Regions from separate parts of the Homo sapiens genome. Here region 1 is linked to region 2. A link is an interaction called in ENCODE POLR2A ChIA-PET data of the cell type or tissue named here. Cell type or tissue: endothelial cell of umbilical vein. All regions are shown on one strand. Links, peaks and the distances in the headings refer to the core of each region. The heading gives the core; the rest is flanking DNA. Region 1 overlaps LY75-CD302 (LY75-CD302 readthrough). Region 2 overlaps BAZ2B (bromodomain adjacent to zinc finger domain 2B).

Region 1 (5,387 bases), core at 294-5,293, 330 kb after region 2:
AAATATATGTAAATATATATATTTTGTAAATTTATGTAAATATATATATTTTGTAAATATATGTAAATATATATATATTTTGTAAATATATATACATATATATTTTGTAAATATATAAACATATATATTTTATAAATATATTTATAAATATATATATTGTAAATATATTTATAAATATATTTATAATATATATATTGTAAATATGTTTATAAATATATATATTGTATATATAAATATATATATTTGTATATATACACACAAATATATATATGTTTGTAAAAGTGTAAATATATATACACTTTTTTTACATTATTAGGAGTGCTGGAGCTGTTAATTTGACAACAAGAATTAGAGGAATATGAGGATCATAGGCATAGTGGCAGTATGGCATATAGTACACCAACTTACTGGGAAAAAAAGACCTTGGGGTGGAGCCACTTCTGGCTTTGGGCCTGCCCTTTCAGGTAGGACACGTGCAGGGTGTGGGGCTGAGGCACCTCACACCAGAGGTTCAGCGATGCCCTGCCAAGGACTCTGTGCTCCAGAGCACTTTAGTTAGGTTACATAGTACTATGGAGAAGAGCATAATTTGTACAAGGACATGAACAAGGGTAGTGGAAAAATAACTTCATTGAAGGATAGAATGAGAATGTCACTTTACCTTATAACAAGAAAGACTTGCGGGGAAACTCTGCCAGCCTTCAGGACAGGGGTCATCAGGCTTAGGGGATGCTTCTTCAGGCCCAAGGGGTCCACTCATTTTCTTGCAAATTGAAAGTGCTTTGAAGCTTCTGCAGTCCTTCACCTCCCACTTTCCAACAGACTTTCCAGTAGACATAGCCACGCAGCCGCCCGGGGAAGCTGGGATTGAAGTGGAAAGCTCAATTAAAAATTAAAACGTTAAAGTTCAAACATTTTCTAGTGTTTCTACTCTTTACTTCAGCCAAGTTGGGGAGAGAGAATAAAAAAAAAATGGAACAAAGAGAGGAAAGAAATATGTTGTTCAGAATAATAATGACAGGTGTTTATTATTTGTAAAGTACTTTTTGAAAAAGATTAATCCTCATAACAAACCTATGGGGGGATTCTATTGTCATAATTTGAGGTACAGTGAGAATGAAGTGACTTGTTCAAGGTCATAGAATTAGTAAGTGGTTGCCCCAGGATTTGTGCCCAGGTGGTCTGTTTCTAGAGCTGTACCCTAAATACTACTGCTGCTTAGGATAGTGGTTCAAATTAGCTTAAAAACTTTGAGCAGTTTTTAAGAAACTTAGTTAACCTCAAAACACAACTCTCCCAGATTCTGATCCAAAGGAAAAGCTGGTACAATAAAGGTAGAAGGAGGTATGTGGTAACATACATTTGTTTACCGTTAATTTTATGACAGTCATAATTTTATGTATTCATAACAGTATTAAAAGGTAGTTTGAATTATCAGTTCCATTTTGTAAATGAAGACTAAGTAACTTGCCCACAGTCAGAGTTAGTGAATGGTAGAGTTGGGGTTGAAACCAGATTTGTCTGACAAAACATCATGTTCCATTTTCCATTACATCACACTGCCTGAAGCAGGTAAAAGACAAGAAGAGTTACATATACTGAAAAGTAATAGGACAACTTCTATCCCACCAAACAGAGAAGCCACATAGTCTCATATACACAAACAGCAAGAGGAATAAGAAACTGGGAAAAATAATTGCCTTGCTACCCTGAATGGGTGTGCTATTTTTCCCTGTTCAGTCCTTCTATCCACGGTGTGCCCATGATAGACCAAGTTGGCTGAGGATGGGTGCAATAATGGTAAAGAGAGCTTCACATAGCCTTTCTGGTCATAGAATGGAGGAAGTAGTCATGGTAGCTACTTCCCAAGCACCTCTCCAACCACCAAGACTTAGTTATCAAGAACGTCACCTTTACTCTTAGTGTCTATAAAACAAATCTGGCCAGGCACGGTGGCTCACGCCTGTAATCCCAGCACTTTCGGAGGCTGAGGTGGGTAGATCACCTGAGGTCAGGAGTTCGAGACCAGCCTGGCCAAAATGGTGAAACTCCGTCTCTACTAAAAATACAAAAAAAATTAGCTGGGCATGGTGGCAGGTGCCTGTAATCCCAGCTACTTGGGAGGCTGAGGCAGGAGAATTGTTTGTACACGGGAGGCAGAGGTTACAGTGAGCCGAGATCGAGCCATTGCACTCCAGCCTGGGCAAGAGGAGCGAAACTCCATCTCAAAAAAAAAAAAAAAAAAAAAAAAAGAAAAAAGAAAAAGAAAAAAAGAAATCTATGTGCTTTATCCATTAGAGTGTTCTTAATCTGAGATTTAACCAGGATCAACATCTGTATACTCTATCTTTTTCAGACATAAAAGGATGACTTTGTTACTAGCAACATCACTCATGTTGATGGTGATGACCATGTGTCCTAACTTTTGTGGGCATTTTCTATTTCAAATAACATGTTCAATTGTAAGCTCATATTTTCCAATCTCTGTGTTATAAAAAATAGTCTTCATGATCACATTAGACCAACACAATAAAATATAAATAATTCACAGGGTGAAAAGTAGAATGCTTTATACTGCTGTCTTATTCAAAGCCACTGGCTTAAAAATCAGGAACTCTGGATTTCATTAATTCAATAACCAGATGATCTTTGTCAAGTAAATCACCTTTTAAAGTCTCTGTTTTCTTAACTCTAAAAGTATTTCTGAGGTCCTTTCCGGCTTAAGTGTTCTGATTCTATGGCAAATTATGGTCAATGCTTTAGGCTGGTTGGAGAAAGAGGAAATAACTTTCAAAATAAATAAGAAGCCAGGCACAGTGGCTCACACCTGTAATCCCAGCACTTTGGGAGGCTGAGGCAGATGGATTACTTGGGGTCAGGAGATCGAGACCAGCCTGGCCAACATGTTAAAACCCCATCTCTACAGAAATACAAAAAGTAGCTGGGCATGTTGGCATGCACCTGTAATCCCAGCTACTTGGGAGGCTGAGGCAGAAGAATCACTTGAACCTGGGAGGCAGAGGTTGCAGTGAGCCGAGATCACACCACTGCATTCCAGCCTGGGCAACAGAGTGAGACCCCATCTCAAAACAAAAACAAAAACAAAAACAAAATAAATAATACAAGATAGCCTCCATAATTCTTACCCATTGAGAATAATGGAAGAAAACACATTCAGTTTTGAAAATAGGTTAAGAAGCAGAGAGATGAAAATGTAAAGAGCCTCACACGGGAGCTTCTAGATTCTATTTGAGATTTACATGGAAAAGATTTTAAAAACTCACACTGGTGCTTCTAGCTCTGAGCCATTAGATGGTGGTTTGGGAGAACTAAGTTTTTGAATTTCTTTCATTGGATTATTCCCAAGGACATAATAGGGAAGACATAGCCACTGCTTCTATTTATGGTTCCATAGATAGACTCCAATCCTGAAGATCATCATGTCCCTCACATTTCAAAAGTAAGTGAGGAACATCTTTGGGAGGAGTGCTGCCTTTCACTAGTCACAGTATACTACTACTTCAAAGATTAAGACACTCACCTGGCTCAAGAAAATTCCAGTTGGAAAAGGTTACAGCCCGCCTTCTTCCACCAACAGTTGCCCAGTTATACTCTCCACAAGAATCTACATCTCTCAGGCCAGTCCAGAAGTATTTTCTTAGAGATTTATCATACTTTTTCATCAAATCATTTAGGTATTCTTGCTCAAATCTACAAAAGGAGAATCAAATTGGCAAGTGTTTCACAATGATTGACTCTATTTGAAGATGCACCTTTTACTTAGGAAGACTGTTTGGCAAAAGAATTCAGAGTTGAAAGTTTATGAGTACAAGTTTACTGATGGTCACACCTGCTAGTGATAGTCAGATTGCAGTTTGTTCCAAAAGGGACCTCATCCTCATAAATCTTGTAACAGGTTTCTCCATGTCTCTTCCAGCCCTAAGTCAGAGGAAAAATATTGTCAAACTCTTTTCCAGACTTGATGGTGTCCCGTCTGGCAAGCATGTTTCTGCTACATTGATAACGTCTTAGAACTTGTGGAAATTGAGGACATGGCTATTGAAATCATACATGTGATGAGGGTGGGATGCAATTTCACAGATAACCTCCACAAGACTGTGGGCCTGTGTCAGACAAAAAGTATGGGTTACTTCTCATATGGGTGGCTGGCTCATCATAAGAGTATAATATTCACTGGATGAATTATTTTTGAATATTGATATTAGTGGGGGAAGTAAAGACATCAGCCTTGAGGATAGTAATTCTACAAATATTTATAGAAATTTTCAAGTTTCTGCTTCTGTAAGAAGGCCAATATGCTATGACTCACTGCCTTCTGGCTTGTTCTAACTTAAATGAACAGAAGCTAGTAGTTTCCTCTATTTTATAAGTCTGAGTTATTTAAGTCTCAGCTACCATTTCTAACCAAGAAGTTGTAATACTGCTTGAGAAAATTTACATAGGGATTTTACCTACCTCATCTGGAGGACACATCTTATCAGAACTTGCGTCATTCAGTTTTTCTCCCTTTCTCTTGCATACATATTTTAGTTTCTCCTCACATGATTGGACTTTCCACTGACCTAGCTTTGAAAGGAGACAAAAACATTTGCTTGGAAAGGAAATTATTTACCGCATATTCAGAACTGAACTCACAAAAACTATGACAGAGACAGAGAGAGAGAAATGAATATAAGTGAATTATCAAATGTGAGAACACACTCCTAGAAAATGCTACTCAACAGGCCTGCAAAGTGATGGCTCACAGCCAGTTACCTCAGCATCACCTCCAGGTCACAGTGTGGATAAATTTCATTTTCTTATAAGAGTAGCAATAAAACCATCAAAGCACACTTAGTATAAAAGTTGAAGAGAGAAGAACTCAGCCCACAGTTCCAGCATTCTAGTCTTCTAGACTAGAATGGCATAGCCAAAGTTTGAAACTTTTAGGTACATCATCAACCTCCCTTTCTCGGTTTCCTCACGTGTAAAATGATGATGGTGGCTAAAATAGCTATTCTCCATGAATTCTAGGTCAAAAGTTTCTTTCAACTCTACTTCAATCTGGACTTCAAAATTCTCTCTTTCATATATGCTACTTAACATTAATTTGCTTAATTGACTACGTCACTTTGCTTTGTTTGAATTAAATTCTAATAAGTCGATTGTGATAAGGGTCAGTTTTGAACATTGGAATGCTGTCTAGGTATGCCATCAATTCACTCTTGCCCATGGGAACACTTTTCCATTTCTGATGTTCTTCTAAAGACATGTTGGATGTCCTTTTAAATAGAGCATCAAATGTGACACCTTTCTAAACTTCTTTTAAATACACATAATATTTATTGCTTCCACTTAAGTCTCTTTAGATGTCTGAGTGACACAGT
Region 2 (5,387 bases), core at 235-5,234:
CATGATTCTGAGGTCTCCCCAGCCACGTGGAACTGTAAGTCCAATAAACCTCTTTCTTTTGTAAATTGCCCAGTCTCGGGTAATCAGCAGCGTGAAAATGGACTAATACATCTAGTATGCCCTAAATGGTTTAATATCATTTGTTTCTACTCAAATGACTGCAAAACTTTTAGTTCACTCTGATGTCATCAGGCTTTCACTTAATACAAGTGAACCATTTACAATATTAAATCTATTTTTGTTCTTTTCTCATTAGACTAACATAATTAAACATAATCATAGCCCTGAAAATACATGGTAGTAACTGGTTGTAAGGTAGGCATGGCATACCACATGATCTAAGAATATGCTCATACTGATTTATTTTATATTAACATTGAAATTTTAGCCCTCTTTCTCCCTGTGGAGAATATATTTGCACACTCAGGTCCATGTACCCCTGTGTTGAAGTAAATTGCCATAACAGAAATAACAAATCTGAAAGGCAGAAATGATAGGGAGATTAATTCCAAATGAAAAGGATCCAAAGGTTTTATGGAGGAGGTAACATTTGAAATGAACTGTGACATTTGAGTTTAGTGCCAAGTGTCTACGTTTTCTGAAATTTCCTTTCCATAAAGATGACACTGAAAATATAAAGCTACTAGAGTTTAGAAAAAAAGACACACAGGAAATATTCAGTGGTAAGGGGAGTGAGGAGACAAAAATCGTAAATTTTATGAACAAAAGTTGAGGGGTTTCTCTTGAGGAGAAAGAAAATCAGAGAATAAAATTGCAAGCATGAGATGTGCTATTTGCAAAATAAACAGCATACTTTGCATGTTGTAAAGTTTACACATACTATCTTACATTCTGATGCAAATGTAGCTATGGATGTAATGTTTTAAAAATGCATTTAAAAATGCATTCACATAAGGACAGCTTCAGGAATATTTGTATTAGTTAAACTTTTTTAACATTCATGACTCGCAAACTTTTGATGCTATACAACAAAAAAAATTTTCCATTTTTGTCAAAATTCTTTCTCCTCCATGGTTTTTTCTGTGTATATTTATATAAAAAGAACAAAGAGGTCAAATATCATAAACCCATAACTCAGTGTACAACACCCATTTTCTCATCTCTAGTTTCTGCAGACTACAGTTATATTTTATCCACTCCCTGACTAGCATTTCTTATATCTCACAGCAGAAGTGTGCATTGGTGTTCTACAAAGTGTGAGTGGAAGAAAACAATTTACTAGCCATATTAAATTTCAAGTCACCTTAATTCAGGAAATATTTACCTAGTCTATATGCTAGACACTGCTGATTACAATAAGAAAACATCAAACCACAGCAGAAAACTGGTTTTTATTTTATATTCTCTGATGTTTCCATAATTATTCCTAGATCTGTAAAAGTTTCTTTTTTTAAGACAGATTTATTAAACAGTAGCTCATTTAGAATTTTCTGATAAATCAGAATCTATCTTTAAATCAAGGGATTGTGTAACATTACACATTTTGACTTGTTCAAAAGAAGCTAAACTTATATCTGTGCAGCATGGTGTTATTTATATATGCAGCCACTCATACAGAGAACATCATGCATGCTTTTAGCTCCATTAATTGTTAAATGTTAAAACAGTACAACTTCTGAGAAAATGCAGTAGAGGTAAAGAGAGGGTTTCTTTCATCCAAATATACATTTAGGAATAGCAATGGGAAATAGATTTACATGAAGTAACTGAAATGGCTGCTACATACTAATTTTGAAGATACTGTTCAAAATATTCAGACTCTAGAAAACAAAATGTTTAGGATGTATTTTATAACGTTACTGTACTACATTTTAAAATTTTAACACCTTTAGATTTGTCACTTGCTATAAAATATGGAAATTCTTAAAAAGATTTTCACTTCCAGTTTTATCACTGTTATTATATTTTACTAAAGATATTTTAAAATTGACTATAACTCTACTTTTGGTATTAGAAAAGTGAAAAATAAAGGTCAGATAGTACATAGTAAACTTGTTCTGGAAATGACTATTTTTTGCACTTTTCAGATAATGACTTAACTATCACTTACAACACACTAGGAAAGATATTTGACCTTTCCAAGTCTCAGTTTGGGCATCTGTAGAATGTAATGATATATCTTTTAAAATTGTTAAAGTTTCAAATAAGTACCTAGCATCTTAAAAAATCAGTGGATAAATAAATATTAGCTTTGTTCTTCATTCCTCAACACATGTATCAAAATATATTATCAAAATTAAAAATATTTAATGATAGTCAAGTACAGTGGCTCACACCTGTAACTTCCATGCTTTGGGAGGCCTAGGTGGAAGGATTGCTTGAGGCCAGGAGTTTGAGGTTCCAGTGAGCTATGATTGTGCCACTGTAGTCCAGCCTGGGTGACTGAGCAAGACCCTGTTTCTAAAAATAAAAACATAACCAAAGAAAAACCCCACTAAAATTTAATGGAAAAGCAATAAATAATATTAAATTTACATTAAAATAACTCATCACTAGGTATCTAGCACTTACCAAAGTTTTTAGTTTATAAATTCCTATAAGAGCTGAACATTAGGCTCATTTACTTCCTCAAATGTTATATTTCAACAACGTTAAACTAAGGCCGGGCGCGGTGGCTCACGCCTGTAATCCCAGCACTTATGGGAGGCCGAGGCAGGCAGATTAGTTGAGGTCAAGAGTTCGAGACCAGCCTAAGCAACATGGCGAAACCTCATCTCTACTAAAAATAGAAAAATTAGCCAGGCATGGTGGCATGTGCCTGAAACCCCAGCTACTCAGGAGGCTGAGGCAGGAGAACTGCTTGAACCTGGGAGGCGGAGGCTGCAGTGAGCCGAGATTGCACCACTGCACTCCAGCCTGGGCAACAGAACGAGACTCTGTCTCAAAAACAAACAAACAAACAAACAACTAAAACTAAAACATTTACATGTCTCTGAACATATGTTCTTTCAAGTCTATATGCCTATTTCCTCTTTCTAGACTCTCTTCTACATTATACTTCAAAGTCTAGACCACGTGTCTCACTCCTCTGCAAACGTTTCTTGATCCCCTGTGCTAGACAGAATGAATCATTTCCCTTTCCATTCTTCTCCTAAAACTTCCAGAGCTGTCTCATCTTTTGGCTTCCCCGGGCTACACTGGATGAAGAGGGATTGTGTTGAACCACACATAAAATACAGTAACACGAACGATAGCTGATGAGCTAAAAAACAAAAATCACAAAAAAAATCTCATAATGTTTTGATAAAGTTTCCAAATTTGTGTTAGGATGCACTGATAGCTGTCCTGGGCTGCATGTGGCCCACAGGCCACAGGTTGGACAAGCTTGACTTAAACCATGGAGACAGTAGAGTTCAAATAAAACAAGTGAGATGTTTAAAAAAAAAAAAAAAAGACATTTTCACACTGGCATAAACTTTTTTCTTTCTTTTTTTTTTTTTTTTTGATACAGAGTCTTGCTGTGTAGCCCAGGCTGGAGTGCAGTGGTGCAATCTCAGCTCACTGCAACCTCCGCCTCCCGAGTTCAAGCAATTCTCCTGCCTCAGCCTCCTGAGTAGCTGGAACTACAGGCATGTGCCACCACGCCTGGCGAATTTTTGTATTTTTAGTAGAGATGGGGTTTTGCCATGTCGGCCAAGCTGGTCTCAAAACTCCAGACAAGTGATCTGCCCACCTCTGCCTGATCCACCCACCTCAGCCTCCCAAAGTCCTGGGATTAAAAAAGGCGTGAGCCACCGCATCCGGCCACAATGGCATAAACATTCTTCATCAAGCTAGCTTGGTGTATCAGGATTAGTTTTGGCCAGGAGTGACAGAAAGCCCAAAAGTGAATGGCTCATACAATACAGAATTTTATCTCTGTCATGTCAAAGAAATCCAGGGATAGGCAGGCCAGTAGGGACAGTGTAACATCATGTTAGTAAGGATTTTCTTTCTTACTGCTGCTTTACCCATTCTCAGTATAGGGTTTCCACTCACAGTCCAATTATGCTCACAATTCAGCCAGCAAGGAGGAAGGGGGCGAAAAAGAGGATGTGCACCCATTCCTTTAAGGATACATCCTGAAAGTTGCACACACTACTTCTGCCTATATATCTCTTGCCAAAATTTAGCCAGATTACTATACCTAGCTGCAAGGGAGACTGGGGAAATGATGTTTTTATTCTAGGTAGTGATATACCGGAAAAAAAATTAGAAGAGGGGGAAAACCAGTATTAGGGACAACTATCAATCATGCCATACTTGGTTATATCTTCTCTGTGGTAGGTACCTGACATTTTAAATTTACTAGCTAACACCAGTATTTCTGACAGTATGTACACTATAAAGTTATACAGCAATTCCTTCTACATCTCAATTATTAAGTATTACTATTGGGAGAGGTGTATCTCTACAAAATTTAAGTAATATTCATAATAAAATTACCAAAGAGAAAAATAGAAAAAAAAATTTTTTTGAGGCAAGGTCTTCCTCTGTAGCCTAGGCTGGAGTACAATGGTACAATCTTGGCTTACTGCAGCCTTGAACTCCTGGACTCAAGCAATCCTTCCACCTCAGCTTCCCGAGTAGCTGGGACTACAGGCTTGAGCCACCATGCCTAGCTGATTTTGTTTATTATTTTGTAGAGACAAAGTCTCACTATATTGCCCAGGTTGGTCTTTAACTCCAGGGCTCAAGCAATCCCCCCTGTTGGGCTCCCAAAGTGCTGGTATTACAGGAGTGAGAGCCACTGTGCCCAGGCAAGAAATTTTAATAAAAACAGAAAAAGCCACTTTATTTAAAAGGTTGCCGGCCGGGCACGGTGGCTCACGCCTATAATCCCAGCACTTTGGGAGGCCGAGGTGGGCGGATCACGAAGTCAGGAGATCAAAACCATCCTGGCTAACATGGTGAAACCCCGTCTCTACTAAAAATACAAAAAATTAGCTGGGCGTGGTGGCGGAAACCTGTAGTCCCACCTACTCAGGAGGCTGAGGCAGGAGAATGGTGTGAACCCGGGAGGTGAACCTGGCAGTGGGCCAAGACTACACCACTGCACTCCAGCCTGGGTGACAGTGAGACTCAGACTCAAAAAAAAAAAAAAAAAAAAAAAAGTTGCCTTAGGACAGATTATTAAATATACAGTAAAATATTAAATAAGAATATCTGAAGATAAAATATAGCCACTATAATAATGAAATTACATATAAACAAGACTGCATGTAAATGCAACTGCAAAAATACGCTCAGAGAAGACAGAGGATTAAGGGAGATTTAAGAAAATAACCTCTGAATTATTTTATTATACTTTCTATAAATGCTATTTAGACACCTTTAATCAAGTAAGAACTGATCACAAAACAGAACAGTAAAAATTCTAACAGGAT

What was found. Peaks named below come from ENCODE experiments on the same cell type or tissue, not always from the same donor. Only the 100,000 strongest peaks of a DNase experiment are listed, where the experiment ranks them.
Region 1: POLR2A ChIA-PET joins it to region 2 with 6 read pairs; 2 of 35 experiments call an interaction of 5 or more read pairs at or near these places.

What each region holds. Positions count from the first base shown.
Region 1 is chr2:159,874,783-159,880,169 of GRCh38, forward strand. LY75-CD302 (LY75-CD302 readthrough) reads right to left here. Exons shown (of 38, transcript NM_001198760.1): 9 at 4,477-4,587; 10 at 3,851-3,939; 11 at 3,542-3,711; 12 at 662-861. It overlaps LY75 (lymphocyte antigen 75), which reads right to left. Exons shown (of 35, transcript NM_002349.4): 9 at 4,477-4,587; 10 at 3,851-3,939; 11 at 3,542-3,711; 12 at 662-861. Among named protein-coding and RNA genes, the nearest start is that of LY75, 27 kb to the right of the region's middle. In endothelial cell of umbilical vein, for the core only: no CTCF peak of the experiment used is centred there; no DNase peak of the experiment used is centred there.
Region 2 is chr2:159,546,377-159,551,763 of GRCh38, forward strand. The region is part of intron 2 of BAZ2B (bromodomain adjacent to zinc finger domain 2B); the gene reads right to left. Among named protein-coding and RNA genes, the nearest start is that of BAZ2B-AS1, 66 kb to the right of the region's middle. In endothelial cell of umbilical vein, for the core only: no CTCF peak of the experiment used is centred there; a DNase peak (open chromatin) is centred at 3,105; H3K27ac peaks cover 872 bases.